6 separate regions of the Mus musculus genome follow, and all the other regions are linked to region 4. A link is a loop called in an ENCODE intact Hi-C map of the cell type or tissue named here. Cell type or tissue: left cerebral cortex. All regions are shown on one strand. Region 1 overlaps Ranbp2 (RAN binding protein 2). Region 2 overlaps Ranbp2 (RAN binding protein 2). Region 3 overlaps Gcc2 (GRIP and coiled-coil domain containing 2). Region 4 overlaps Serinc1 (serine incorporator 1). Region 5 overlaps Gcc2 (GRIP and coiled-coil domain containing 2). Region 6 overlaps Ranbp2 (RAN binding protein 2).

Region 1 (5,000 bases), 960 kb before region 4:
TCCCTCCCCGGCCCCCCCCCCTCCAGACAGGATTTCTCTGTGTGCCGCTGTAATAACTTTTTTTCTTTCTTTCCTTCTTCTTCTTCCTTTTTTTTTTTTTTTTTTTTTTTTTTGAGACAAGCTCTCACTGTATAGCCCTAGCCATCCTGGAACTTATTCTGTAGACCAGGCTAGCCTTGAACTCACAGAGAGCTCTGCCTGCCTTTGCTTCAAGAGTGCAGGGACTCAAGGTGTGTACCACCACTGTCTAGCCCTATCAATCATTTCTAAAAGTTTAATGTGTTTCTGTAAGTAGCATGAACCTAAAAATGTATAAAGATCTAAGTAGGACTTAAAGGACTAAAATTTTAAATTGGATTATTTCATCATTCTAAAATGTCTCCAAATATCTTAAAGAATAATTTACATTGTGCTATATTATGAGTAAAGACAGTGAACAAATAGCACCTGCATGGCTCATAACCATCTGTAACTCCAGTTCCAGAGGATGTGCTCACTAAGGGCACTGCATACATGTGGTAGAAATAAACATATGCGACAGAAACACACTCACAAATAAATGACTCTTAAAAATATACACACCACTGATAAATGAGAAGAGACACTAGTTTGTAAATTTCTACAGCCGTAATGCAGAAATCCAATTTGTCTTAAAACCAAGTCAGGGTTATCCCAAAACTGAAAAACATACATGTATATGAGGAAAGGAAGTACTATCAGTACTAAACTAAAATTAAGAGAAAATTCTTAGAGCTGTTATCATCAATGCCAGACTGTGTAATCCTAGTTACTAATAAGCAAACCAAGGACAGGGCCATCCTACTTAAGTCACAACATGGAAAGGACTGCTTTTTTCAATTACACTTGGCTGAAATCAATAGTCATCTTTTTCCTCTTCATCTTACCTTTAGAGCCAAAAGCAAAATCTCCAGAATTACTTGAAGCCAAGTCTGCAAATGACAGGCCTGTACCACTTCCAAATCCAAACAAAACAGGCTTGTTTTCCCCTGACAACAAACAAACAAGCAGACAAACAAAAAACAACTTTCAGTTTGAGATAAGATTATATATCAAAACCTTACCCAGTACTCCAGGTGAGGCAAGGTATAAAATACACTTTTTAAATCTAGTATTTACTCTTCTAAAATGCCTTCAAGTTCACTAAGTTTTTTGAGTTGTTTTTTTTTACAGACTATGTGTTTGTACATATGTATATATTTCCTTTTTAAAGAAAAGGATTTATTTTAATTATTTGAGTACACTGTTTCTCTCTTCAGATACACCAGAAGAGGGCATTGGATCCCATTACAGATGGTTGTGAACCACCATGCTGGGAATTGAAATCAGGACCTCTGGAAGAACAATTACTGCTCTTAACCACTGAGCCATCTCTCTAGCCCCTACAAACTATATTTTAAATTACAAAATACATTCAATTTCAAGCTTGCTCAGTAATATTAAGTTTACAGGTGCTATGCCCAATGAACACCAACCCAAAACCTAAACCAATTCTCCTTTCAAATCCACTGAGCTACACACTAAGCTACATTATGAGACTACATATCAAGGTTCTTACACACCCAATCAAGCAGTCAAAGGGTAGAGCTTAGAAAAACTCTGTACTAAACATTTTTTAAAAGACTTGGTTCCCCCCACCCCTGGAGACAGGGTTTCTCTGTGTAGCCCTGGCTGTCCTCCAACTCAGAGATTCAGCTGCCTCTGCCTCCCAAGTGCTGGGATTAAAGGCGTGCTCTAACACCACCTGGCAAGACTTGTTATTTTTAACTGTGTGTTTCTGCATGTCTATGTGTGAGTAAATAAATGCACATGAGTGCAGGCTCCCAGAAAGGAGAAAAAAGGCTGAAGGTGTGGGTTACCTGCCTGCCATGGGTGCTATCAACTGAACTCTGCAAAAGCAGTGGGCACTTAAACTAAATTTTCCTGTGTTCTTTACATTTAGACACCTTGTCTAAATTCTACTAGTTTCATGATCTCTGAGATTTCTTTGGCCTACTTAGTGTTCTCTGAAAACAGAGCTTTTGGTTACAAAGTTAGCTATTTTGTCCAGCATATTAAAGATAAAGTGCCACAAATGTGCTCTTTGTGACCTATGTTGGGGTTACTTCTGGAAAGGAAAAGATGATGATATAGATGTCCATATATAAAGAAACACAATTCACAAAGACACTTCTTCCAACTTAGAACAACTGAGACACATAGTAATTACTGTAAATGACAAGTTAGTTTTGGAGCTTGTACAAATTTTAGTATCATAAAAATGTTAAGTTTCTACAGTAATAATCTTTAACTAAAGCACCGTGAATATGTTTGGGTAATACTAATATATAATTCAACAACAGTTAAGTTAAAGTATTATTTAACACCAAGAAAATTACCATGCAAGCAAATTATTCTATTTTATGCAGACAGGCCAATCATAATGCTCTCTATTCTCTAATAGCTTAAAATCAAAAGATAGGTAGGGTGTTTTAGTGCAGCATAGGCAGCCAGATCCCTGAGTGTGAGGCCAGTCTGATCTACAGAATGAGTTCCAGGACAGCCAAGATTACACAGAGAAACCCTGTGTTTAAAAATTAAAATAAGGGCTGGAGAGATGGCTCAGCAGTTAAGAGCACTGACTGCTCTTCCAAAGGTCCTGAGTTCAAATCCCAGCAACCACATGGTAGCTCACAACCATCCGTAATGAGATCTGACGCCCTCTTCTGGTGTGTCTGAAGGCAGCTACAGTGTACTTACATATAATAAATAAATAAATCTTTAAAAAAAAAATTAAAATAAAAGCCTGGTCTACAAAGTGAGTTCCAGGACAGCCTGGTTACAGAGTTACAGAGAAACCCTGTCTCGAAAAACCAAAAAATATTGGGAACAAAACACCCATGGAAGGAGTTACAGAAACAAAGTATGGAGCTGAGATGAAAGGATGGACCATGTAGAGACTGCCATATCCAGGGATCCACCCCATAATCAGCTTCCAAATGCTGACACCATTGCATACACTAGCAAGATTTTACTGAAAGGACCCAGATGTAGCTGTCTCTTGTGAGACTATGCCGGGGCCTAGCAAACACAGAAGTGGATGCTCACAGTCAGCTAATGGATGGATCACAGGGCTCCCAATGGAGGAGCTAGAGAAAGTACCCAAGGAGCTAAAGGGATCTTCAACCCTATAGGTGGAACAACATTATGAACTAACCAGTACCCCTGAGCTCTTGACTCTAGCTGCATATGTATCAAAAGATGGCCTAGTCGGCCATCACTGGAAAGAGAGGCCCATTGGACACGCAGACTTTGTGTGCCCCGGTACAGGGGAACGCCAGGGCCAAAGGGGGGGAGTGGGTGGGTAGGGGAGTGGGGGTGGGTGGGTAAGGGGGACTTTTGGTATAGCATTGGAAATGTAAATGAGCTAAATACCTAATAAAAAATGGAAAAAAAAAAAAAAAAGAAAAACCAAAAAATAAAAATTAAAATTAAAAAAATATACCAAATGATAAAATGTTACTATTCACTGTTTCATTTTTTGAGAAGGCAATGATTGTTTGATTACTGTGACAAATACATTATGCTCCTATATTCATCTTAAACATTTTCAACTAAGCTCTTAGAATCTACTCTATTTTCTCAAACACATAGGCAGAACCTTATATATTGCATAATATAAACACATGATCAACTTTTACCTTTGCTTGGGAATTCCATGTCAGTTTCTTTTCTAGTGGACAAATCGACAGGTTTGTCCATAGTCCCAGAAACAGGGGATGAGCTACTGTGTTTGGTATCAGAATCAGGTTCTTCAGACTTACAGCCAACAGGGTTTGTTACTTCAGTCTCACCTATATGCTCAATACCAACTCTATCAGTCACTTTCTCATTCTGGGATTTCTGCAAAAAGGAAAGAATAAAACATATCATTAAATCATCCTCTACAGTCACCAAAAGAAATAGAAAAATAGTAGGTAGTTTCTATAAAGTTTGGTATGTGTTCTAAAGATTTATTTATTATTTATTTTATGTGAGTACACTATAGCTATCCTCAGACTCATCAGAAGAAAACATCAGATCCCATTACAGATGGTTGTGAGCCACTATGTGGTTGCTGGGAACTGAACTCAAAAGACCTCTAGAAGAGCAGCCAGTGCTCTTAATCACTGAGCTCTCCCCAGTCCCTGGTGTGTATTTTATGTCTTTATAATAATCACTGAAAAGACAGGAAAATTAACAGAAATAAAAACTACAAAGGGACAGGCAAAATTAAAAATGAACTTAGAACCAACCTACCTCTCTGATTAAATGAATGTCAAATAGTCCACTAGTAAAAGATTATTCAATCAGATTTGTTTGTTTTTACTACAGAAAACACCATGGTTGGAGAGTTATCTTGGTACCCAAGCTTGCACATTTAACTGCAAGACCCTGGGTTTGGTTCCATGGAAAAACACACACAGGACATTAACAGGTTTAGGAGAATGAGAAGTTAGAGGGATGGGGGCATAATGATGAAGACATAGATTATCCCTTAGCAGCCTGTTTATTTTCTAATAGAGACAAAGTAGATCCAGATAGGAGAATAGGGAGAAACAGAGAGGAGTTGAAGGAGGGAAATGAAAATATATTGTGTGAGGAAAGAAAATATATTTTCAATAAAAGAGGAAAAAAACTTACTCATATCAGCTATAATTTAATGGTTAAGAAATTTTAAAGCCGATTTGTTTAGATCGACAAAGAATCCTGCTGGTGTTTCAACGGACATGATATTAAGCCTGTAGTTTAGCCTCAGATTCAATATCCTAATCATTTTGAGAGTTCTCATTCATGAACAGTAACACGGTTCTCTATTTATAATCTAACACATGTGCTTGCTAAGGCCAAATATTACATCTGATAGTAAGATTTTAAAATGTACCAAGAGAACTGAGTGGCAAACAATGGAGACAGTCTAACCTGAGCTTCACAGACTTTTCGAAGCTCTGACTGAAAATCCT
Region 2 (5,000 bases), 930 kb before region 4:
CTCATGGCAGTGGGCCACAGCATCCTTCAATCTTTTATTTGAACGGTAAAGCTCTACTAGTCGGATATTTACATGAATATCATCAGGTCTTGCATAAAGTTCTGACTGAATCAAGTCAAAAAGTTTATTCCATCCATCTTCACCTTTACAATCTAAAAGTTGTTCCTATTTGGGAGAAAAGTCATTAAATGTTGAGTAATCTAAGTTTCCTCTGCTTCCCAAGTACTGGGACTAAAGTCATGCACTACCATGGCAGGCTACAACACATTTCTTTATAATAGGTCTAAGCTTCTGACCTGTAGATAATTATCTAATGAACCAAAGATTTTATTCCAGACAGAGCTTCATTTACACCTTAGCTGCACACACCCTCACCTTACTTCCACTGATTACAATATGATACAATCGACCAACTACACTGTACAATCTATGAAACTGTATAATCACTAAAACATGATTCCAGAAAAATAACTGAGATAGCATTTGTAAAGTTTTATGTTGCCTAGAAAGACAACACTCAGAACTGTTTTAAAGGAATTACTTAAAGAAAGCAGGAGCATGTTCTGTTAAGTTGCTACTGAGAAGTATTTAAGCTTCAAAATACTAAAAATGATCGTATCTTAGTTTTCTCCATAAGTTTCTTGGTTTGAGGCTTTACCTTTAACTTATAAATGGCAGGACTTCCTGGGAAAAGTTTGGCTGCTCTTTCAACCCAGTATTTTGCTCTTCCATCAGTCACATCATTTTTACAAAGCAATTCTGCAATCTTCAACACAAGATCTTTTTGCGTTGGGTTTAATTCCACTGAACGCTGATGTCAGAAAAAATACCGAAAATAGAAAATTTAACTTGTATACATAAAGTCATCAAAAAAGCTGTACACATTATCTATTTTTCAAAGACTTTTACATTTTTAAAAATTATATGTTTTTGCACATGAGCACCCACATGAATGTAGGTACACAAAGAGGACTACAGAGGATGTCAGATCCCCTAAAACTAGAAGTACAGGTAGTTGAGTAGTTCCATATGGGTGCTGGGACCCCACTCAGTACAAGAGTAGAAGCAGTCTTCTGCTGAGCCTCTGAAGATCCTATTCCTAAATGATGTGAGTTTAAAGCTGGGAAAGCACCCATAGGTTTTTTGTGGAGTGGTGTGGTGCCCCCATATGCCACACTTTTCATTTTAGAACTCAGGAGGCAGAGGCAGGAAGATCTGCGAGTTCAAGACCAGCTTGGCCTACATAGCAAATTCTAGTTCAGCCAGCACTATATAAGATGCCCTTGAAAAACAGAGCAAAAACAAATTTTTGCAAAAACAAATCAAATAACTTTTGCATTACTTAGGAAAATTAAAAGAATAAATGAAATCATTATCTCTGACCTTTTTTTGGCCTTTTTATAAGTTACATTTTTATTTATTCTGGATTCCAGGGGTGTATGTACCCTTGTGCCAAGGCAAACCAGTCAAGGTCACAGGACAACTCCCTGCTTTTACCTTGCAGGTTGTAGGAATCAAACTCAAATGGCCAGCCTTAGCAGCAGGTGCCTTTACCAGCTGGGCCATCTCACCAGTATGGACTTAAATTTTGTGTTTTAAATATTCAAAATCTCAAGTATGTTCCGAGCTAAGCCACCTAGTAGTACTGATGTTTGTTTTCACTACGTGGATAAAATGTGTATGATTATTTACTACATACCATGGGTTACTTATTACAACCCCTGCAAGGTTATATTTTTCTTTTAAGCATGTACTGCTTTTTAGCCTGCTTGTAGTATGTCTGCGCACTATGTATGTGTCAGGGAGGCCAGCAAGATGCCAGATGCCTTTGAACTGGAATTACAAAAGGCTGTGAACCATCATGTGGGTGCTGGGAAGGAAACCCAGCTCCTCTGGAAGAGCAGCCTATGCTCTTAATTATTCCAGCCTCACATAACCTGTACTTTAATCATATAATTACCTTATAACATTCTACAGCTTTGTCTATATTTTCTTCGACTTCATAAAGAAGACCCAAAAATCTGTGGGCTTTAGGGTCTCTCTCTTGCACATTAATATACGTAGAAATGTATCTGTTTTAAAATACAAAAATAACAAATTAAACATATACTGTACCTAGTATGTACATTAAAATAATTTAAAATAAAAATACTTGCAACTAGACTGAAATACTGATAGTAGATTACAGCCTAAACCAAGCAACCATCCAATTATTTTATTGTAGCTCAATTACTGGCTACCATTACTTATTTAACATAGAGTTTAAAAATATTCATTTCAAAGTAACTAATAACCATACAGAGCTAATAACATGTTTACACATTTTACTATTTAATTCACGATTTAGACACTTATTTTATGTGTATCTAAGTGCTAGCATAAAAGTATTTGTGCCACAATGGTGCCTGGTGCCCAAGGAGACCAGAAGGTGGCACCAGGTCTCCTGGAGCTCAAGTTACAGGTGTTAGGAAGTCCCCACTTCCTCTGCAAGAGCCTCTGAGCACTCCTAACCACTAAGCCACCTCTCCTGACCCTCATTTTACTACAAAGTGCTATATTCCTCAAATATTTTTCCACCGCTACCTACCAGAAATGAACACATAAAATGCTTTTTCTTCCTGATTACACTTAGTAAAGCATTGAAGAATTTCACATAAGATAATCAAAATGATTATCATCTACAAACAATAAAATTTTAAAGTGAAAATATGTAAAACACTAAAGTTTCCCAAACTAAGAGAATCGTGTCTAAACAAGAAAATTATACATAAATACATTATGTCATACATAAAATTCATCAGAGAGATAAGTAACTAAGTGTGGTATTAAAGAACTATCCTTTTAAAACCAAGGTTACATGCAGCCTTTCTCACTACCAAGTGCCCTCCTCTTCCTATCACTGCTTTCATAATCTGCCTCCAGTGTAACTTCCACCTCTAGGCTACTCTGAGTAAGGAAATGAGACTCAGCAAGTCTCTTGCCTTACTGACAAGACAGCAACTGCTCAACTGTTAGCACTGAGTCTGTGTCTGTTGCTTATCTCCAGCCACCTGAAGCACCAGATAGCTAACCAAGAAGAAATTGACAAACAGGAATGATCTCTTTCATCCTACCCGAGAGCAATTTTAGAAAAAGTGTTTTAAACCAAGTAACTTCTGCACTAGATATAAACAGAAAGCAGTAAGAAATACTTGTTAGAGGCTCAATCTAACTATTGTCTGAGAGCAGTTAATTCCTGATTCCAGAATACACTTGAAAGAAAAAATGTGTTCTTTAGCAGTTTTTCCTATTACAAGGATGAAAAATTAAAACATTTCCAGTTTGGTACTTACTTTTTAGCAAGATCATATTCTTTAGCTTCATAGTACAGCTTTGCAAAATAGAATCCTTTCATTGACTTCTAAAAAAGAGAGTTGAGTGGTTTTACTGTTCACATTTTCAAATATTGCATTTTTTTCAAAGTACCAAAAAAAATACCCTAACAAGTTTAATACTATTTTTTTTATATAAAAGGTAAAAAATGCTGCCTAGTGTTTTAAAAGTTAATGGTCCCAAATATTATAATTTCTATCATAAAAAATAAATTCAAGGATAGTTAAAACAGACATCAGAAGCTACATTTCAAGGCATGTAAAGTAATTCATATCTGTACTCCTAAGCACTCAGGAAATAGAAGCAAAAAGATCATGAGTTCAAAGCCATCCTAAACTCAAAACCAGCCTGAGCTTACAGACAGACAGAGACACAGACACAGTCAGACACACACACAGCTTCACTCATTCTGACTGGCTAGGGATGCTTGGCCATGTATTACCCAGCATGTTTTATGTATTACCCACCAAGTATTACCCAGCATGTTTTATGTATTACCCACCAAGTATTACCCAGCATGTTTTGTACTGACTCACTGGCATCACTCTACAGAGAAGTACACAGAAAACAACTTGTCTGGGGAAAGAGACATATACTAGAAATCACTCTTTTCCTACCATGTGTAAGAAGTCTCCTTGGGAAAGCATTTCAGAACCATTAAGGTACTAGAAATTCCCTGGTCAACGTACTATTTTCTTTACAGACCAGCATTTTACACAAGGCTAAAATAAAATTTGGTATTTTGTTTTGGTTTAGGTTTTTGTTGTTTTTTTATTTGCTTGTTTTTTGTTTTTTGAGACAGGGTTTCTCTGTATAGCCCTGGCTGTCCTGGAACTCACTCTGTAGACCAGGCTGGCCTCGAACTCAGAAATCCACCTGCCTCTGCCTCCCGAGTGCTGGGATTAAAGGCGTGCACCACCACCGCCCAGCTCAAGCAAGACTGATTTCTTAAGCAATGAAATTGGTTTTTTTGCTATTTACTTTAGTGGTAATATGCTAAGAAAAGCTATTCTCACTTGAGATTCGTAAAATTTTCATCCCTATTCTTTCAGTTTCTCTAAAATTATTTTGAAATATAACACCTATTTTTCCAAGTAGTATACACTGGAGCCTTTGTTTCTAAAACCAACCATCAATTTTCAAGCAATACCTACTAGATAACCCACCCATTAAACAAACCAATCCCTTTCTCCATATTTTGGAAAGAACCAAATGTTCACGTGTAACAGAATCTGGTTCTGTTTTGAAGCCATCTTCTAGCTCTAGCACAAACTGACCTGAAATGCCACTACAGCCCAGGCTGCAAATGAACTGGGATTACGGTTATGAGCTACTATGCATTAGTATGTATCTTTTATGTATTGCAGTCTTAATTTATTAATACCTCTTTCTGCTACCCAACTTTACAAATGATTTACAAGATTATATTTGAAAATTGAACATGACATGACAATAGCAAGTTGTATTTACTTTCAATTTTTTTTAACAGTTTGTTTATCCAATTTACTTGTCTGCATGTAGGTTGTGTACACCACATACCTGTGTGATGCTGGAGGAGGTCAGAAATTAGTGTTGTATCCCCTGGAACTCAAATTATGAGCCACCATGTGGGTCCTGAGAACTAAACC
Region 3 (5,000 bases), 740 kb before region 4:
TAAACAGCAATTTGGTTATTTTTATTTTCTATTGCTAGAGTAAGCAATACTCCATTTATTATATATATGGCCCTTATTAAAATAGTGCCAAAGAGCAACATGAATAATCTGACACACCCCAAACACACACATAATAAAGAAATGATGATATGGTCATCACTTCACAACCCAGTTTCTAAGGGAACTTCAGATTTTTAACTAAAACGCAACACCACGCAGTTCATTCTTTTGATCAAGGGCTCTTTAAACAGAAAAGCACTGTCTGTGTCCTGCGGCAGTTCCCATTGGTCCTTCATTAGCTTTGCTCATGACTAGTCACACTTGCCTGAGATACACCACATCACAGTGCTTACTAATTCATTTGCCAGAAATTTGCTGCTTGAGCCTGAATGCTAAAAGCTAAGTTTTGATTTCAGACTATAAAAATGTTAATACATGTATTTTCTATAACCTATGAGCAGAGCTAAGGATTAATTCGAATCAATAAAACTCAAAATAATAGTACCTTTAGCAGTATCAATTCTGCTCTCACATCTTGGAGTTCAGATTCCCTCTGTTTAAGCAGTAGCCTTAGGTTTTCATGTTCTATTACAAGAACCTTTTCATCATGGACTTCATTTCTGCTGTGTAATGTCTGAGATAATTCTTCAACCTGAGTTGAAAGAGTCTGGTTTTCAAGGCTTGCTTTCTCATTAGTATTCTTCATTTCTAAAAGATCAAGTTGGAGGGCCTCTTTTGCTGATGTGACTGCATCTAATTCTTTTCTTAGGAGAATTTTCTCTTGCTCAGAGTCTCTTACTAAAGTCCTTAGTTCTTCACACTGAACTGCACTGTCCTCTTGAAGACACTTAATCTTATTTTCTAATTCTAATACCCTTGCATCATATTCAAAGACTAAGTTATGTTCTTCTTCCTTTACTTTCACTAAAGATTCACCTACAGCTTGTATAAGTTTGACAACATCTTCCTCTTCATTTTCTTCTAAAATGCTTGCCCTCAGTTGCTTAAGATACTCATACAACTGAGTTTTAACAAATGACTTCTGAACTTGCTCATTTTCAAGCAGTTTATTTAAATCGTCTCGCTCCTCAACCATTAACTGGAGTTTCTTTTCGAATTCAGCAACATGTTCTTTATGGGCAAAATCTTGTTGAGCCTGAAGTGCTTCTAAATCCCTGCTCAACTGGGCCTTTTCTGAATGTAGTCTATTGTTTTCCTCATAAAGAGACTTGATTTTAGATGACAGAGCTTCTTGATCTTCCGTCATAGTTTTCATTTGAACCGTAATGCTTTGGTCATTTTGACTCTTTTCTCTTACTAGTTCATCTAGTTTCCCTGTTAATTCACTTACTCTTTGTCTCAGTTCACTGTTGTGCTGGGCAGCTTGCCCTGCTGCTTCCCTGAGTTCTACAGACAGTCTCTGTTCCCTTTCCCATTTCTGATGGAGATCATCCATCTCTTCATGGGAAGTTTTGATTTTACTTATAAAGTCATCTTTTTCTTTAGCAAGAGAACTTATCTTTGCTTCTAATTCTTGTAACATGGTATCTTTTTGACCAAGACTGGCTAAGTACATGCTATTATCTGCCTGAAGGTTCTTTATGGTACTTTCAAGTTCTGGTACTAATTCTTGTTGAGATAATAATTTTTCATTTTCTCCTTGGAGGCGATTCACAGTTTCAAGAAGAGCATCTTTTTCATTAAAAGCACTTCTTAGCTTCTGCTGAAGCTCATGAACATCAGATGCTTGCTGTTGCTTCATTGTTTCAAACTCTTGACTTATTTTTCCAGCAGATTCTCCAAGTTCTGTTTGTAAAATTTCCATCATCTCTCGTAAACTCTCATAGTTTAGAACTACCTCTTGCTTTTCATGTTGTAGATTTTCACACTGTTCCTTAAGACCTTGTATTTCAAACATCAATGCTAACTTTTCTTTTTCTGAACCTGATATAAATGTCTCACTTAGTTCAGAGACTTCTTTCTGATGGTGTTCCTGAAGACGCTGTATTTCTTTGTTATGTTGTTCCACAGCACAGCAAAGTTGCCTATTTAAATCTTCTCGCTCATATTTTAATTTTTCTACTACATAGCCCTGTTCTTCTTTAGCCAGCAACAGTTCATTAATTTTAAACTCTAAGTCTTCTCGTTCATGGAAAAACTCATCCTTTATATGCTGGGCATCCATTTCAAGTTTTAACTTGAGATTATTCATATAAGTTACTTCATCTTTTAAGATACTATGTTGAGATTCCAGTTCTTTTAATGAATCTTCCAATTGTCTGACTTTATCACATACTGTTTGTTCCGCAGAAGGATCTTCCTGTAAGGCCACAGAGCAATTCTGACTCTCCGGGCTTGCATCTGAGGCGACTTCATTTAAGTTTTCCGATTCACATTGGTATTTCTCTGGAATGTTCTCACTTGCCTCACACTGTGTCACTCTGTTCTCTTTTAGTTTATTTATTTCTGCCTCGTGTTCTTTAGCTGATGTTTCTATTTGAGACATCAGCTCAGTAACTTCTTCTTTGTGTGTAGCTCTCAGCTGCAAAATCTCTGCTTGGAAAGTATTAATATCTTTTTGGTAGTGCTGAGCCTTGTCCTCAATGACTTTCTGGAGATGAATAATCTCTTGTTGTTTTTCATCACTGGTAGCTTCTAATTTCTTCTCTAGACATGAAATCTGTTCCTCAAATGCTGCTGTGATGTTTTGAATCTCTTCCTGCAGTTTTCTCACGTTATCTTCAGAGTCACTCTGAGACTTAAGCTGCTCTCTCAGCTCTACTTGCTTATGGACAGCTTCTTCCAGTTCTTTTTGTAAGATGGCCGTTTCTTTGCTGTGCTCTGAGTGCACTGCCATCAGCTCATTTTTACAGCTTTCAATTTCTTTTACGTAGTTTCTATGTGATTGTTCAAACTCTTTGTGTGTCTCTTCCAGTTTAGTTACAGAATCCTATTACAAAAAGAAGCACAAGTAAATCTTTGACGATGAAAGAAATCTCTATCTTTACTAAAGAGTTAACTAGATGATGGGGGATCCCAGAGGTGAACAGAATATACCTAGAGCAATACGATTCTGAAATCTGAAGAATTAAGTAGAACTATTATCATTAATACAAAATCTTTTACTTAAAGTAACTAACAACTTGGAAACCTCTGTATTTAACAATCTTTTTAAAGGTATTAAATTATTTAAGGTAAAAAGCTTCAGTGTATTTCTCCTGAATAGATTAGTAAGAGACATTTTAGAGAAAATACGCTAAAACCTTACAGACAAGAAAGTAATAATGTGATACTAAATGTCTTAAACCTGAACAGAAAAAAGTATCTAGAGTTTTGAAAAACTCAAAATCTTAAAAGATTTTTATTAAAGAATGACATGGCTATAAGAAAGATTAAACTATGCAAGAAATAAAATGTTAGTTTATCTCTGTATAACTGCATGCTTTTAGTACTGTCAGCTGAACAAGTAATTGAAGCCAGGTCCTCTACACACAGGCAAACATTCTACTACTGGGCCATATCCCTATTCCTCTTTTCACTTTTTGACACAAAGTGTTACAAAGCTATTCAAGCTGGCCTTGAACTCATTCTGGATGCTAGACTGGCCCTGAACTTGTGAACCTCATACCTTTAGCATTCTGAGTGGCTGGACTTATGGGTCTGTGCTTCTAGAGCTGACTGTTTTGTTTGTGATAAGACTGGATTAGATAACCTTTAGAAAAATAAATTATTTAGTGTGTGTGTGTGCGCGTATGAGAGAGAGAGAAAGAAAGAGAGAGAGAGGTGTGTGCATGTGCCATGGCACATTGTGGAGGTTATAGACAACTTGTAGGAGTCAGTTATCTCTTTTTACCATGTATATTTTTTGGAGTTTGGAGTTGGAGGCAGGTCACCAAGCTTGGAGGCAAGCACCTCTATCTACTGAGTCATCTTGTTGGCTCCTTTTATTAGAAACAGTAAGTACCTTGTTAAGCATCCCAGGCTGGCCTTGACTTTGACATCTTCCTGCCTGAGCCTCCCAAGTGTTGGCATGTGTATCCATGCTTGGCTAGATTAGATGCTTAAGATTCTATTCAGCTGTAAAATTCATTATTATTTTGTGTAAGTTAACGGATAAAAGAACACTAAATATTGTCTTACCTCAACCTCTTGCTTCATTTTAACATTTTCTTTTTTCAGACATAGACACTGTTGTTCAGTCTCTGCTTTTTCCAGAAGAAGAGCATCCAAGCGTTCAGTTAGTACCTGTTTTGAAATGATGTAATTGTCTTTAGGAGGTTAGAAAAAATGGTGCCAGGGGAAAAGTTCCTAAACAGAATAGCAATGGTTTGTGCTGTAAGATCAAGAATTGACAAATGGGACCTCATAAAATTGCAAAGCTTCTGTAAGGCAAAAGACACTGTCAATAAGACAAAAAGGCCACCAACAGATTGGGAAAGGATTTTTACCAATCCTAAATCTGATAGGGGACTAATATCCAATATATACAAAGAGCTCAAGAAGCTGGACTCCAGAAATTCAAATAACCCCAGGAAAAATGGGGTTCATAGCTAAACAAAGAATTCTCAACTGAGGAATATCGAATGGCTGAGAAACACCTGAAAAAATGTTCAACATCCTTAATCATCAGGGAAATGAAAATCAAAACAACCCTGAGGCCAGGCGGTGGTGGCGCAAGCCTTTAATCCCAGCACTTGGGAGGCAGAGACAGGTGGATTTCTGAGTTCAAGGCCAGCCTGATCTACAAAGTGAGTTCCAGGACAGCCAAGACTATACAGAGAAACCCTGTCTCGAAAAACCAAAAAAAAAAAAAAAAAAAAAAGCCAAAAAAAAAACCCCCAAAAAACCAACCCTGAGATTCCACCTCACACCAGTCAGAATGGCTAAGATCAAAAATTCAGGTGACAGCAGATGCTGGCGAGGATGTGGAGAAAGAGAAATACTCCTCCACTGCTGGTAGGATTGCAAGCTGGTACAACCACTTTGGAAGTCAGTCTGGA
Region 4 (5,000 bases):
AATTATCCCAAGTACATTTTCCATCTGTAATTCTGTTATCAGCAGTGTCTTTTTGTTCCTGGGTAGCTTGCTTGGTCTTTTGTTTTTGCCTTTTTTTTTTTTTCATTATTCCCATGATTCCTTTCTCATTTTGATCTGCTATTTTCTCATTTCATTTCTGAGCTAGTGTCTCAGTCTCTGTCCCTCCTGCCCTTCAGGGGCCCCTCCTCTAGCCCTCTCCTCCCTCCCCACCCATCCCTCCCTCTCTGGCTTTTGTTTCTCTAGCTCAAATGAAGTGCATTGGCAGGATTTGTCCTTTGCATACTGAGTTATCTTTATGTAGATGTTCTATTTTTTAATTTTGTGATCATAGAAATCTTCTGTGTATGTTTGCATAATAGCTATGCCATCAATTTCTGATCCTCAAACATAGTGTACAGCTGCTTTGTGTTCGTCTTAACACTTACATTTGCTATAGAAATTTGTCTAGTACAGTGCTATTTTCCGGGAATATCTGTGGTTCTTTTCCCCAGAGCTGGAATACCCTGGTCTAACTGATGGAGTTCAGTCTAGGTTATGGACAACCCTTGTGAGGATACTTAAATTTTGCCTTCTTGAGATATTCCTTATTAATGCTTGTGCATGTTAAGCTCTCCTGGTCAAAACCCTACTCATAGTTCAGCAAGGAGTTCATTAGAGAAAGTTAGCTAGTTGTTAACTAGTTGTTAACTAGTTGTTGACTTACCCTTAAAAAACAAAACAACAACAAAAAAACCCAACCTTGTTCTAGTGGTAGTTTTATTGCTATTAACAGAAAGCTAGAAAAGGAAAAAATAAGAACACCAATTCACTTCAGGGTTGTGGTGGATCATCCCCCCACCCCCCAGAATTCTATGGCTGTACTCTTTATCTTGGAGGTGGGCCTGGAGGTGAGCTGAGGAGCTGTGCTATTTATGAATCTTCCATTTCTTAGATAAGTCTTGGTTGCCGATGGTTAGTTCCCACGTTTTTAAATAATTTTACTTGATGTAGAGGACAAAGGCTATTTACTATTTTCCTTGTTCCATCTTTGCCTTAGGTTTTTAGAGCATGTAGGTAATGTATGCGAGCCGAACACTTTTAAGCTTTTTGAATTAATGTCACTGTTTATCCCTTCAACAAATAGAATGTGCATTTTATTAGACGATTTTAAACTATGCTGATGTTTAATATTTTTCCCAGATTCCGTGTTTGTGTGGCAGTGCCCCGTGTTTGCTGTGCCGATGCTGCCCCAGTGGGAACAACTCCACTGTGACTAGATTGATCTACGCACTTTTCTTGCTCGTCGGAGTATGTGTAGCTTGTGTAATGTTAATACCAGGAATGGAAGAACAACTGAATAAGGTCAGGCTTTTGTTTTAATGTTGACGAACTAAGATTATAGAATATGCATGAAATGACTTTTGGGGTATTAAAAATAAGGTAATATAAAAGTACAGTAATATGTAATCCCAGTTTTAGTGGATTATAGTCTTATGATGGCGGCACTGAAAATGTTCTTTCGCAGTTAGTTCCCACCAGAACAGATGGTAGATGGCATTACTGAAGATACAACATGCTTCAGTCTCAGGCCATAAAGAAATCAGGCTGGAAGTGGTCTGTATGCTTCCTTCCTGAGACTGGCTCTCATCATATCAGCAGTTGCTATGCAGGCTGTTGGGGAAGAATTGTCATGTGTAGTCTTAATCAGTTGTTGACTCTGCACATAACAGTACCTACTAGCCAGGCAAGATGTATCCAAGTACAGTAGTGACAAGCCTGTCAGAGAGGCCACTCCACTGGAAGGAATTTACATTTGTTATTGTAAACCTTTGACTGTAAGCCTCATCAAAAGCCTGTATAGAGTAGTGGTCCTACTCAGGACGCTACTGCTACTGTTTTACCAAATGAACTACCATCAAATTTCCTCCTAAGTAACTGGTCTTCAGATACACAGCTCAGTGGTATTTAGCCATGGTCAGAGAAGCTTGTGTTTTACAGTGGACTCCAATACCTACAGAGGCTTAGAAACTAGTTAGTGTTGAAAATAACTTGATGCTTAAATGCTCAGCTTTAAATGGGTTATCTATGTCACTGTATTCAAGGCTCAGGGAACACTGTTTATGAAGGGACAGAAAGAATGACAGAGTCAAAGGAAATGAAGAAATGGTGTCAAATCTTGACATAACATTCTACTTGCAAACTCACAGCATCTGTGAGGCACACGTGATTGACCACTAACATCAGTGATGGAGAAGAGAGGCGCTCACAAGGTTCTGCCTCTTAGAATTCACATGCAGTTAGGTAGTTGCTGGATATAACTGCTCCAAAACTGATATCTAAAGTGCAGTATTCTTAGAGTACTGCAGTTAGGCGTGGGAGAAATAGTTTATTCTTATACATATGAACAGTATGTGTAGTTCTAAATAATACTGTCAGTTACCTCACAAAAGTTTCTTCTTGGGGACTGGCGAGGTGACTCAGCGGGTAAGAGCACTGACTGCTCCTTCAAAGGTCCTGAGTTCAAATCCCAGCAACCACATGGTGGCTCATAACCACCCATAATGAGATCTGACACCCTCTTCTGGTGTGTCTGAAGACAGCTACAGTGTACTTATGTATAATAGTAAATAAATCTTTAAAAAAAAAGTTTCTTCTTTGTATTCTGAGTTCAATGTAACTTTCTATCTGTGAGTGTATGTTGGTGGAGATCAAGCCCTGGGCCCCATCCCTGTTGCCTGGCAACAGTAGTATTACTGTGCCTCTCTACCCCAGTTGATTATACCTTTCTGAAGTAGTCCCTGCTGTTTCTCAACATTCCCAATTACAATATGAATAAGCTGTCAGCTCAAGTTAAGTCAATAATGTCCTTATGGTCACAAACAACATTTAAAGGTCTTATATTCAAAATTGGTATAAATAACCTTGACTTTAAAAAGCCATTTTGTTTCCATCTTAGACGTGACTGTTTTATGTAATTCTTTAAGCTTTTGTTAATTTCTTCCCACCTATTTTGCATATATAATTCAGCATACCACAGTAGAATGCAAGTCTTAGGAAATTTAGAATTATGATAACAGTATAAATATGTACAATTTTGTTTTTATGTAACTTAAAATACATACTTAAAGAATAAAAATAAATCGAGCTCAAAGTAATCACCTTAGACTTGACAATTGTTAGTTTATTATTTGCTTGCCTTGAAGTTTTAATGTGTGTGTGTGTCTGTGAAAAGTTCTCACTATGTAGCCCCAGTTGCTCGGATCTATGTGTAGACCAGGTTGACTTTGAAATCGTAGAGCTCTACCTACTTTTACTTCCACAAACGCTAGGATTGAATAAATGCCTGCCTGTCACCCCATTTTACCTGATTAAAATGCTTATACTGAGTGTATATGTTTGTGTGCGTGTGCGTGTGTGTGTGTGTATGTGTGTGTGTGTGTGTATGTATTATGGCCTTTAAAGCATATTACGGTTTACATGGAACTTTTAGTTCATGAAAAGTATTGATCATAAACCCATTTTGTTTTTCTAGATTCCTGGGTTCTGTGAGAATGAGAAAGGTGTTGTTCCCTGTAATATCCTGGTTGGCTACAAAGCTGTGTATCGCCTGTGCTTTGGTTTGGCCATGTTCTATCTTCTCCTCTCTTTACTAATGATCAAGGTAAAAAGCAGCAGTGACCCTAGAGCGGCAGTCCACAATGGGTAAGCTTTGATTATGGGAGAGAACATCTATATCACCTTTTCCTCTCAGGAATGTTGATATTATCTAAAGAAATTTCAGAGCAGATATATCTTTTTCATTAAAAAAAAAAAAAAAAAAGTTTAAAAATAGTTGATTTTACTAGAGAAAGTCTTGTTTTGGATATTAAACACTAGTGGTGGGTTGTTTATTGGTATCACATCTGATTATGTATTTTAATTTCAAAGGAGGCTATATGTGTGATTGAAGGAAGAGTACTGGTGCCCCTTCTTTTAGCTTTTGATGAGCCAGTCCTATTATATAGAACTCTGAGTTCCTAGATCCACAAGGCAGCCATTATTACTGAACAGGCATTGCTTATCTAGATGATTGTTTTCCACAGCCTAGAAAGAAAACAAAATGCTAATTTAATCAGTGTCCTTTAATGTTGAGTAGGTAATCTGTTATTTTATTTGAATGATTTGAATTTTATCTATTTCTTTTTATAAACTAGTTTTTCTAAATATGTTCTATTGTTTATTTGTTGTCATGCTATGCCAAAGATAGAGAGTAAAAATGTAATATTAGGATAATAAAAATTGTTCTATAATAGGTTTTTACCATTTTAGTCATTAGCTGTCTTAAATTACTATTTTGGATATAAGCATTTGTCATAGTTTATTAAAGCTATTCATGAAATGAAATTGTGCTTTATATATAAACATATTATGCAGCTCAGTGCTTTGAAGTGAAGCCAATATTCTTAAATGAATTGGTGGCACGTCTTCATAAGACCGTCTTTACAGTAGCCTACATGATAATTTCTTTTTATGTTTAGTATATACTAAGAACTATTACATAAAGTGTAACTGTTCTTTTAAGTGGTTCCTCAGAGCTCTGCTATTTGAGTTGTTTCTAGGGTTCTTACTACATTTGTTTCTGTCTTAGATTCTGGTTCTTTAAATTTGCTACAGCAGTTGCAATTATCATTGGCGCATTCTTCATCCCAGAAGGCACTTTTACAACTGGTGAGGCGCTTTTAAAAATTCTGTGATCATCTTTTGTTTTGTATAGGAAACCATAGTAACTGCTACCTGGAACTCCTTTTCTTATTTCCTTTTTTACCCCCGTTGCAAAATCAATTTATGTATATAATTTTGTTTTCCGTTTTTGTATTAATATTACTAAGAAAAATAATAAAAACGAAAGCAGTCATCCTTTGCTTAAAATGCACTGTTTTTCCTTTCAGTGTGGTTTTATGTAGGCATGGCGGGCGCCTTTTGTTTCATCCTTATACAACTAGTCTTACTTATTGATTTTG
Region 5 (5,000 bases), 750 kb before region 4:
ACATGCTTCACTACGTTCATAGTAGCCTTGTTTATAATAGCCAGAAGCTGGAAAGAACCCAGATGTCCCTCAACAGAAGAATGGATACAGAAAATGTGGTACATTTACACAATGGAGTACTACTCAGCTATTAAAAACAATGAATTTATGAAATTCTTAGGCAAATGGATGGATCTGGAGGATATCATCCTGAGTGAGGTAACCCATTCACAAAAGAACACACATGATATGCAGTCACTGATAAGTGGATATTAGCCCAGAAACAGTATACCCAAGATACAATTTGCAAAACACATGAAACTCAAGAAGAAGGAAAACCAAAGTGTGGATACTTTGCTCCTTCTTAGAATGGGGAACAAAATAACCATGGAAGCAGTTACAGAGACAAAGTTTGGAGCTGAGACGGAAGGAAAGACCATCCAGAGACTGCCCCACCCAGGGATCCATCCCATATACAATCACCAAACCCAGACACTATTGCACATGCCAGAAAGATTTTTCTGACGGAACCCTGACATAGCTCTCTCTTGTGAGTCTATGTCAATGCCTGGCAAATACCGAAGTGGATGCTCACAGTCATCTATTGGATCGAACACAGGGCCCCTAATGAAGGAGCTAGAGAAAGTACCCAAGGAGCTAAAGGGCTCTGCAACCCTATAGGAGAAACAGCGATATGAACTAACCAGTACCCCCCAGAGCTGTGTCTCTAGTTGCATATGTAGCAGAGGATGGCCTAGTCGGCCATCAATGGGAGGAGAGGCCCTTGGTCTTGTGAAGATCATATGCCCCAGTACAGGGGAATGCCAGGGCCAGGAAGCAGGAGTGGGTGGGTTGGGGAGCAGGGGGTGGTGGTGGAGGGCATAGGGGGCTTTGGGGATAGCATTTGAAATGTAAATGAAGAAAATATCTAATAAAAAAAGGAAAAAAAAAGATTCTCCAACGTAAAGTTGACATATACTAAGGAATTAATCAGACTATACTCATAAATGCACTCAGTAAGACTGTTCATCCGAGCAATATGTGACTAAAATCCCACTGTATGTAAGGAAACTGGTCTCTGGGTTGTTCTTACCTTAATTTTCTGCTCTTTCTGAAGTTTTTCAGCGTCCAGTTCTTTTTCTACTACTCCTTTGGCTTTCTGGACTTCTAAGATCTGTGCTTCTAACAACTTGGCATTAGCCTGCAGGGTCTCAATTCGAGCCAGGAGATCCTCGTTGTCTGAAGTTAGTCTTTCATACTGGAATACAAATGACTCATTACTGTGAACACACAGTAAACATATACAGAAGGTGAAATGTGTAATGAGAACATCAGTGCAGAATGAAAGTGATTTGACCATTAACCACACAGATTACTGTTAAGTCAAGAATACGTTTAAAGAAACAATCACTGCTGATATTCACCTGGCTAAAACCTTCCATAGAACAAAAAGCAACTTTGGGAGGTAAGAGTGGGAGAATCTCCTAGAAAGTACCAGACACTTGGTAGGTGAGAGACTCTTAGGACTCAAAGGGAGGGACCTTAGATGAAATACCCTACAATGCGGAGAGGGAACTTGTAGAGACCACCTCCAGTAGAAAGACAGGGCATCAGGTGGAAGGATGGGGTTGCCAAAAACTCTGATCTAGGATTGTTCCTGTTTGAAAGAACTTCAGGGACAAAAATGGAGAAGAGACTAAGGGAAAGGAGGTTCAGTGACAGGCCCAAATTGAGATCCAGCTCAGAGGGAGATTCCAAGGCCTGACACTATATATTTTTTAAAGATATATTTAATTATTATATGTAATTACACTGTAGCTGTCTTCAGACACTCCAGAAGAGGGCGTCAGATCTCATTACAGATGGTTGTAAGCCACCATGTGGTTGGTGGGATTTGAACTCAGGACCTTTGGAAGAACAGTCAGTGCTCTTAACCACTGAGCCAGCATCTCTCTAGCCCAAGACACTATTACTGATGCTATGGCATGCTCACAAAAAGGGGCCCATCATGACTGCCCTTTGAAAGACCCAACAAGCAGCTGAATGAGTCAGATGCAGATACTTACACCCAACCAATGGACAGAAGCTGGTGACCACTGTGGTTGAATTAGGGAAAAGCTGGAAGAAACTGAGGAGGAGGGCAACCCTATAGGAAGACCAGCAGTCTCAACTAACCTGGACCCCCAGGATCTCTCAGACACTGAGCCACCAACCAGACAGCATACACCAGCTCCCAACACATATACAGCAGAAGACTGACGGGTCTAGATTCAGTCAGAGAAGATGCACCGAATTCTCGAGAGACTTGGGGCCTCAGGGAGTGGGAGGTCTTGTGGGGTGGGGGTGTAGACATCCTCTTGGAGATGGGGATGGGGGCTTGGAGGGAGGGGGAGGATGTGTGGGATGTGGAACAGTTGGAAGGTGGACAAGAGGAGGATAAAGTCTGTACTGTGAAAAGTGATTAAATAATAATAAATAATAATAGTAATGATAATAACAAATAATTCCTGTTGGACTGAGGTTAGTTGATGTCTTCAAGCTCATGCACAGTAATGGTGTGCTCTTAAAATGAACAATAACAACCCTCACAACTCAACAGTAAGAAAAGCTTAATTAAAACAGGATACTGTGGGGGCTGGAGAGATGGTTCAGTGGTTAAGAGCACTGACTGCTCTTCCAGAGGTTCTGGGTTCAATTCCCAGAAAAGACATGGTGTCTCACAACCATCTGTAATGGAGATCTGATGCCCTCTTGTGGTGTGTCTGAAGACAGTGACAGTCTTCATACTCACATACACAAAATAAATAAATAAATCTTAAAAAAAAAACCAACAACAAAAAACCCCCAACCTTCCCTCCCCCAGGATACTGTTAGCTATTGTGATGGTTTGTATATGCTTGGCCCAGGAAGTGGCACTATTTGGAGGTGTGGCCTTGTTAGACTACGTGTATAACTGTGGGCATGGGCTTTCAAACCCTCCTCTTAGCTGCTTGGAAGCTGGTTTTCTCCTAGAAGCCTACAAATGAAGATGTAGAACTCTCAGCTCCTCCTGTACCATGCCTGCCTGGACACTGTCATGCTCCTACCTTATTGATAGTGGACTGAACCTCTGAACCTGTAAGCCAGCCCCAATTACATGTTGTCCTTATAAGAGTTGTCTTGGTGTCTATTGACAGCAGTAAAACCCTAACTAAGACAAGCTATTTAGTCAAATTCTTTTCCTAATCCAAAAAAATGAAAAAAATTTTTTTCTTCTGATTACAGTTTAACTTCTTGTGTAAGAAAAAAATGAGATTAAAACGATTTACTATAATTTGCTTGTCTAAGTGTATCCAAGTTGAAATTACCTGGCAAGTCGAATTTCTTAATTGTTTGGTAAGGTCTTCTATATGACGTTCAAAATTATGAGCACGTTCTTTTTCCACATCCAGCTGTTCTGACTGCTTATCATATTCTAACAGAAGACTCTTCAATAAAAGACAAGATTCAGCTCTAAGTGATGAAGCCTTTACTAGGTCAGAACATAGAATCAAGCCATCGTGACACCTTAAGAACACATTTGAAATTCTTAAAATACTTAATATGAAAATGTAAAAGTGAAATTGGCATTTGGCAATATGACAAAAGAGTAGTACTCTTAATATACATGATCTTATAAATCCATTAAAGACATACTTTACAATTTAAATATGAGCTTATTTCTTTTTCATTGGTCAGTTACATTAGGATTTTGCTTTTTTTTTTTTTTTACATTTTATAATACCATAATCTAATAATTTTCTCCACAATTAAACCATGTATAAGTTTAATCTTTCAATATCTACTTTGTAAATTCAAAAATTGCTTTGAAGTTTATAAAAAATATTTAGTATCAGAAGTCAGCAAAGGGTTGAGAATTTTACTTTAGATATTAAAAAATATTTCATAATACAGAATTTATTTTGTTGTGTATAGTTTCAACTACCTTTCTAATTCTTTGCTCCCTAATTTTTGCTTTAAATTTGTGTGGTATATTATAACTTAATTGGCATGAACCAAATGGGAACAACTGGTAAGACTCCAGCTCTGCAATGTTCCTAGTTTCTTACAATTTTTAAAGCAGTGGCCTTGGGTCTCTGTGCTTCAGAGACTCACCTGTAAACAGGCGATGATGATAAGATACTTCTATTTCTTCTGAAAATACACATATAAGACAGGTGAAGTGTTTGAACGATGGCCTGTCATGTTTGTTGGAGTCTCTATGTCTTTTTGTTAAGCTGAGTCTGATGAGAATTCTAACTGTTCATCCTTTGCTCCCCAGTCACCTTTCTTGTACAGCACCTACCTTGTCCTTTTGCCTACCCGTTCCTGTTACTAGAATTTAAGAGTAAGGGAATTTAGGAAAGTCTGCTGTTGATCATCATTTGTCCAGAACCAGGAATCTACATAAATATTGTTGAGTGAATAAATATGTGAAGAAATGTAGCATTTGTTTTGCATTTAGTGATTCTGTTAGATTTGAAAAAAAATGTAAGAGTCTCATGTTATGAAAATAAATAAGCATATCCCCTCAGGTAGCTGAGTTCTACTTTTCTAGCCCTGTCTGGTATTGTCACTTCACTGTGAACACACTAGATCGAAGCAGCTGTCCTTTCTTTACGTTTTATTATGAGGAAATCCCCCAATGGATTTTAATTTTAAGAAATAATAATTTAAAAGCACTATTTAAAGGCTAACTTTTCTAGGTGTGGTGTCAAATGCCTTTCATTCCAGTAGTTGGAAGCCAGGATTTTTGTTTCCAGGCTAGCCAGGACTACACAGTGAAACCCCATTTAAAATCAAAACAGACAAAAATCCCCAGATGCAACCAAAGACTAACCTTTTATGTACACTAAACAAAAAACAAAACCAGGGAAATTTAAATTTCAATAGCCAAAACAACGGATTTTATGTACCAGTTTTAAAATTCTAGTATACCTGTTAGTTACGAATAAAGTCTGTTATTAAAGTCTGTAATAAAGTCTGTTGTACCTTATAGCTCT
Region 6 (5,000 bases), 950 kb before region 4:
CTAGATCAGGTAAAGGAACAACAGGTTCAAAGTACTGTCCATCTCTCTCTTCTTCTTGAGTAACATCAGACTCCTCATCAGTGCCAACTGAAGCTCCACTCTGGTTCAATTTGGCTGGAGACTTAGATGGACTCAGAGCAGATTTAAAACTGAAGTTAAATCCTGTAGTGGACTCACCAAAGCGGAAGAGGTTTTTCCGCACAGGGCTGCTTGCCAATGGAGAAGCATGAACTGAGCTGCTGCTGACACTGTCATCCAAGGCGTCCTCCCGTAAGTCATAGTTATCCCATTCTAAGGCAGGCCCGGTGTTATCAGGATTTTGCTTGGCTGTGGTGTCTGATGCACTGGGAGCATCTGCACCTGAACTTGCATTCTCTTCATCGGTGACCTTTACTTGATCATTTGTCAAAAAGGTTTTGAAATCTTTCAGGCCGCTCTTCATTTCCTCAGCTCTCTGTATTAATTTAGCAGCCCTGCCAGTATCTACAAGTTTATGGGGTGTCTGAAGTGGAATGTCTAAGAGAAGACGTTGACACTCCTCAAATTTCTGCTTGAATTCTTCAGCTAGCTCTGGCGTTTTAAACTTTGCAGCCAGTTGTTCCAGTTTCGCGTCACCATCGGAGAAATCACTAGCTAGCCACATCCATGCTCTATCTGACCCCGAGAGAGGCTTCAGGTTCATTGTAGTGGTTATCCAATGATTGGCACAAACTTTTAGCACTTGTTCTCTTCGCATCAGCATTCTCAGTTTACCATTGACTTCATTTTTGAGAATTTTTAAATTCCCCAAACCCCTTTCTTTCCACTGACTTATCTCAGCATCAAATCTAAATAATTTCACCCTTTGTGAATACAAAACTTTTTCATCTTCTTCTCCTGTTACTAGTTCCACCTTTTCTGGCATCTGCACTACTGGCTCAAAATGGATGTCATCACTGTCCTCAGTCTTATATGCATCATCATCTTTCTCGAGATCAGAAGACGTATTTGCTTTCTCAGCCACTTTGCCGCTTTGTGACGAGAATAATTTTTCTCCTGCACCTGAAAATCCCTTAAAATTAGGGTCTTTCTTGCCAAATTGAAACCCTTCTCTTGATGTTGACTTTGCAAGATCTGCAAAGGTAAAGGTGCTGCTTGTCTGACCAAAGACCACACCACTACCATTCTTCTGACCACTAGTATCATGAGCTTGGAAACTAGGGTCATTTTCAAGATGTTTTTCACTCTTTTTCTCTTGATTTCCCTTTTCCTGAATGCCAAATTTAAACCCATCAGCAGATACAGGAATGCAAAAACTAAATCCATCCTTGATTGACTTAAATTCTGTATTAGAGCCACCCTGAAAGGCAAAGGAAGGTGTTTTTTCTTGATCCACATGCCCAAATTTAAATTTCTGCTCTGAAATGCCAACTTTAAAATTCTTTTCTGGAAAGTTACTTTTGAATTCTGTTCCCACTTGACTTCCTGCAGATTCATTTGACTGTGACTTTGAGCCCACTGTGAAAGCTGAAGGAGCTTCATGAGGCTTATGAGTTGGCTTGGAGGCTTCACAAGCCACACATTTTAGGGAAGAGCTCTCATTTTGTACAGAACAAACAGCACACTCCCACTCTCCTTCCTTTTTGGGGAATAAGCCTTCAAATCCACTCTTTGGAGACCTGCTTGTCTCTGAAGAGGCAGGAGCTGATACACAAGATGTAGGCTGATTCTGCTTATTTGGATACTGACAAGCAATACAGTGAGTAGCACTGGCTTCATTTCGGACAAAACACAAGCTACAGTCCCACTGTCCTTCTTTCTTGGCGAACATACCCTCAAATCCAATCCTGAAAGGCTTACTCATCTCTGAGGTACCAAACTTAAAAGAGGGAGGTGCAGTAGATAAACTTGGTGTAACAGGATTATTACAAGCAACACATTTTATAGCATGTGCTTCATTTTTCACCGAGCACAAACTACAATGCCATTCTTTGAACTGTTTTCCTGGGTTCTCACAAGCAACACATTTTTTAGCGCTTCTTTCATTTCGGACTAGGCATACACTGCATTCCCACTGACCTTCTTTTTTAGAAAAAACAGATCTGAAATCACTGTCAACAGACTTAGGAAGATCTCCCTGACCAAATTTGAAAGAAGTTTGAACAAACGAAGACGCAGACTTTGTGTTCTGACATGCAATGCACCTAGAGACGGTGGGTTCATTTCTTACTAAACAAACACTGCAGTCCCAATGGCCTTCTTTATTTGCAGTCATTGTTGCAAATCGATCTTGAGCATTTTCCAGGCCAGTTTTAGGAGCAAAGCCATTTTCAACTAATGGAGGACCTAGGAGCTCTTTGTTACTGGTTGGGTTTGTATTCTGGCATGATACACATTTCTTAGCAGTTGCAGCATTCTTAAAGGAGCAGCTGTTACAATTCCAGTAAGGCCCTTCCTTCTTTACAATCTGGAATTCAAAATTCAAGTTTCCACCATCAGCTTTGCAAATATCCTTGTTATCCTGAGTTGCAGACTCCTTTACAATTCTAAGAGTATGATTTGGTGCTGTAGATGTGTTTGTTCCTAAGGCTTTTAAAATGTTCTGGGCCTCTTCAAATTTACACTTAAATAGTGCTGCTTCCTCAGGAGTTTTGAATCTAATTGCAAGCTGTTCTGGTTTTGGCAATTCATCTGCATAATCAAGGGCATGCCATACAAAAGATCTATCTGAGCCAGCATTTGGCGTCAGTTTCATATCTGGGCTTATGTAATGATTTGCACAGATCTTTAATACTTGCTCTCGTCTCATCAGAAGGCGAATTTTACCAGATGTTTTATGCCTTAGTATTTTTACATTGCCTATCCCACGTTCCTTCCATTCTTTGGATTCACCATCAAAACGGAACAACTTTGCACGATTGCAAAAGAATTCTTCTTCATCTTCCTCGCCAGTTTTTACTTCTATCTTGTCAGGAAGAGGTACCACAGGCTCAAAGTGAGGGCCATCATCCTCCTCATCCCCATGAGCACTTCCTCCATCTGTCTCATGACTTTTATTTGCCAGCTCGGAAGCAGCTGTTGTAAATACAGACTTCCCTGGACCGTGAAAAGCAAACATGTCATCACTGCGATGAAAACCAAAATTCTTCTGCTGATTTGGGCCCATGTTTTCTGTAAGTGTATTTTTGCTTCCAAAACTGAATGTATTCCGAGACCCACTAGCTTGGCCAGATATTGGCTTTAGTCCACTATAGCCATCTCCTTGTAAAGGCTTATCTGAAGTCAGAAGACCTAGAAGACTTTCACTATTGCTATAAGCTGTTGAAGGAGGCTGGGCCACTACCTGTGGTGATGAAAATGTGAAGTCGCCATCATTTGATTTGAAATTTGAGTTAAATTTAAAGGGAGTTGGCTGTGTTGTATGTGCTGGTGTTGTCAAGGGTGGCCTTATTACTTCACCCTGCATGGGCTGAACGAAATTGGATTTTCCAAATTCTATAACCTTTGATTCTGCTGACCTTGAAGCGTGAGCTACAAGTGGAGGCTTTGTGAAATACCCTGGTTCTGGCAAAGGTGGATTTGTGCTTGTCTGTTGAACATTGTAATTAAAATAATCATCACCCCTAGGTGATAGAATTCCTGTTGCAGGAGACTCAAAACGCAAGGGAGGACCATACATCTCCTGAGAGAACATACAAGCAGATGAACTTTGCACTGGTGGTGTGTGCATCTGTTGTGAATATGCATAAATATGTTGTTGGGGTGGAAGCCTATTCATGCCATAAACTGGACCCTAAAAGGGAAAAAAAATACTTTCTTGATTATTCATAAAACTATAAAAATCTACAAACAAATCAACTCTCACAAACCTCAAATTAGAGTATCATTCAGCAGAAAACACCAATGTACACAGCACATTAACAGATACCAATGGTGCCACAAAGACACCTGAATATATATTTGATAAGACAGCACCTTAAAAATCTGTACTGACAATGACTAGAAAAAAATAATTCTTCATTCACTAAACAATTACTAAATGATGTTAACAGTGATGATTATTACTAACATTCATTAAGCATTTATTAATGTATCAACTAGGCACAGTTCTAACCATTTTAACTTACTTTAGAAGTTAAAGGTTTTTAGCCTCAAAAACTCTATTAACTATAGTATTATTCTCATTTAAAACCAGGTGGCCTAAGAGGTACACAGGTTAAAAAACATTGCCCAAGTTCACAATAAGCAGAACCGGGATCTAAATGTACCAACGCACCCAGATCTCCATCCTGGAAGTCATAGTTTTTAGTTACTGTCATAATATCCAGTTTGAGTCAAAAGGATGACAATAAATCAGCCTAGCAAAACAAAAATAGCCTTACTCCTATCAAAATAGAATAATAACACAAGGGCCAAAACCATCCAATCCTCCTATTTAAAATATTCCAAATGTTTCGACTTATTGTTAACACACAAAAAAAGATGACTATGAAATGCCTATATCAAAGGTCACATATCTTCCAATACTGAACTACTTGTTTCAATTTCTTTAAAAGAAGCCTAAACATTTAAAACGTAAACAGTTCTAATTGTGTGCTTTTCCTTTGTTACCTTGGTGGGAGTTACATTAGCAGCTGGTCTGAGAAGATACTGGGAGTTATATGCAGGTGACTGACTATAATATACTGATGGGCCAGTAGTTGCAACTAAAGTGAAAGAAACAAAAACAAGAAAACAATGTTAAAAGTCTATTCTATAGTTTAAAATACTACCTAGACAAGAATTATAAATATACAATAAGAATCAAAGGAAGTTTTAATTATTCTGATCTTTACATTTCTACATACTCAAGTATACCATAAAGCAATTAATAAATGAAGAACTAAAAAAAAAAAAACCAGTTAAATGACACAAAGAATAAAAAATAACACTACTATTGTCAACAGGAACAAGTACTTAACAAGCATGCCAGAGTAAGGCATAATGGCACATGCCATTTGATCTCCCACACTCAAAGGGAC

The links. Peaks named below come from ENCODE experiments on the same cell type or tissue, not always from the same donor. Only the 100,000 strongest peaks of a DNase experiment are listed, where the experiment ranks them.
Region 1: it touches region 4 in a loop (8-fold over the local background); 11 of 42 quality-filtered maps call a loop at or near these places.
Region 2: it touches region 4 in a loop (5-fold over the local background); 8 of 42 quality-filtered maps call a loop at or near these places.
Region 3: it touches region 4 in a loop (3-fold over the local background); 7 of 42 quality-filtered maps call a loop at or near these places.
Region 5: it touches region 4 in a loop (4-fold over the local background); 6 of 42 quality-filtered maps call a loop at or near these places.
Region 6: it touches region 4 in a loop (4-fold over the local background); 17 of 42 quality-filtered maps call a loop at or near these places.

Annotation. Positions count from the first base shown.
Region 1 is chr10:58,484,580-58,489,579 of GRCm38, reverse strand. Ranbp2 (RAN binding protein 2) reads right to left here. Exons shown (of 29, transcript NM_011240.3): 23 at 4,960-5,000; 24 at 3,699-3,900; 25 at 906-1,007. Among named protein-coding and RNA genes, the nearest start is that of Ccdc138, 11 kb to the left of the region's middle. In left cerebral cortex, a CTCF peak has its summit at 2,750 (motif pointing left); no DNase peak of the experiment used is centred here.
Region 2 is chr10:58,450,384-58,455,383 of GRCm38, reverse strand. Ranbp2 (RAN binding protein 2) reads right to left here. Exons shown (of 29, transcript NM_011240.3): 2 at 3,333-3,400; 3 at 1,961-2,072; 4 at 659-811; 5 at 1-165. Among named protein-coding and RNA genes, the nearest start is that of Ranbp2, 6.0 kb to the right of the region's middle. In left cerebral cortex, a CTCF peak has its summit at 2,422 (motif pointing right); no DNase peak of the experiment used is centred here.
Region 3 is chr10:58,267,212-58,272,211 of GRCm38, reverse strand. Gcc2 (GRIP and coiled-coil domain containing 2) reads right to left here. Exons shown (of 23, transcript NM_027375.2): 5 at 4,141-4,245; 6 at 506-2,950. Among named protein-coding and RNA genes, the nearest start is that of Gcc2, 14 kb to the right of the region's middle. In left cerebral cortex, no CTCF peak of the experiment used is centred here; a DNase peak (open chromatin) is centred at 2,533.
Region 4 is chr10:57,524,027-57,529,026 of GRCm38, reverse strand. Serinc1 (serine incorporator 1) reads left to right here. Exons shown (of 9, transcript NM_019760.3): 2 at 1,201-1,362; 3 at 3,533-3,702; 4 at 4,628-4,707; 5 at 4,929-5,000. Among named protein-coding and RNA genes, the nearest start is that of Serinc1, 6.0 kb to the left of the region's middle. In left cerebral cortex, no CTCF peak of the experiment used is centred here; a DNase peak (open chromatin) is centred at 2,352; H3K4me3 peaks cover 80 bases.
Region 5 is chr10:58,275,024-58,280,023 of GRCm38, reverse strand. It overlaps Gcc2 (GRIP and coiled-coil domain containing 2), which reads right to left. Exons shown (of 23, transcript NM_027375.2): 9 at 4,990-5,000; 10 at 3,327-3,446; 11 at 1,073-1,237. Among named protein-coding and RNA genes, the nearest start is that of Gcc2, 22 kb to the right of the region's middle. In left cerebral cortex, a CTCF peak has its summit at 2,730 (motif pointing left); no DNase peak of the experiment used is centred here.
Region 6 is chr10:58,474,929-58,479,928 of GRCm38, reverse strand. It overlaps Ranbp2 (RAN binding protein 2), which reads right to left. Exons shown (of 29, transcript NM_011240.3): 19 at 4,591-4,685; 20 at 1-3,772. Among named protein-coding and RNA genes, the nearest start is that of Ccdc138, 21 kb to the left of the region's middle. In left cerebral cortex, no CTCF peak of the experiment used is centred here; DNase peaks (open chromatin) are centred at 201, 1,033, 1,588 and 2,683; H3K27ac peaks cover 3,629 bases.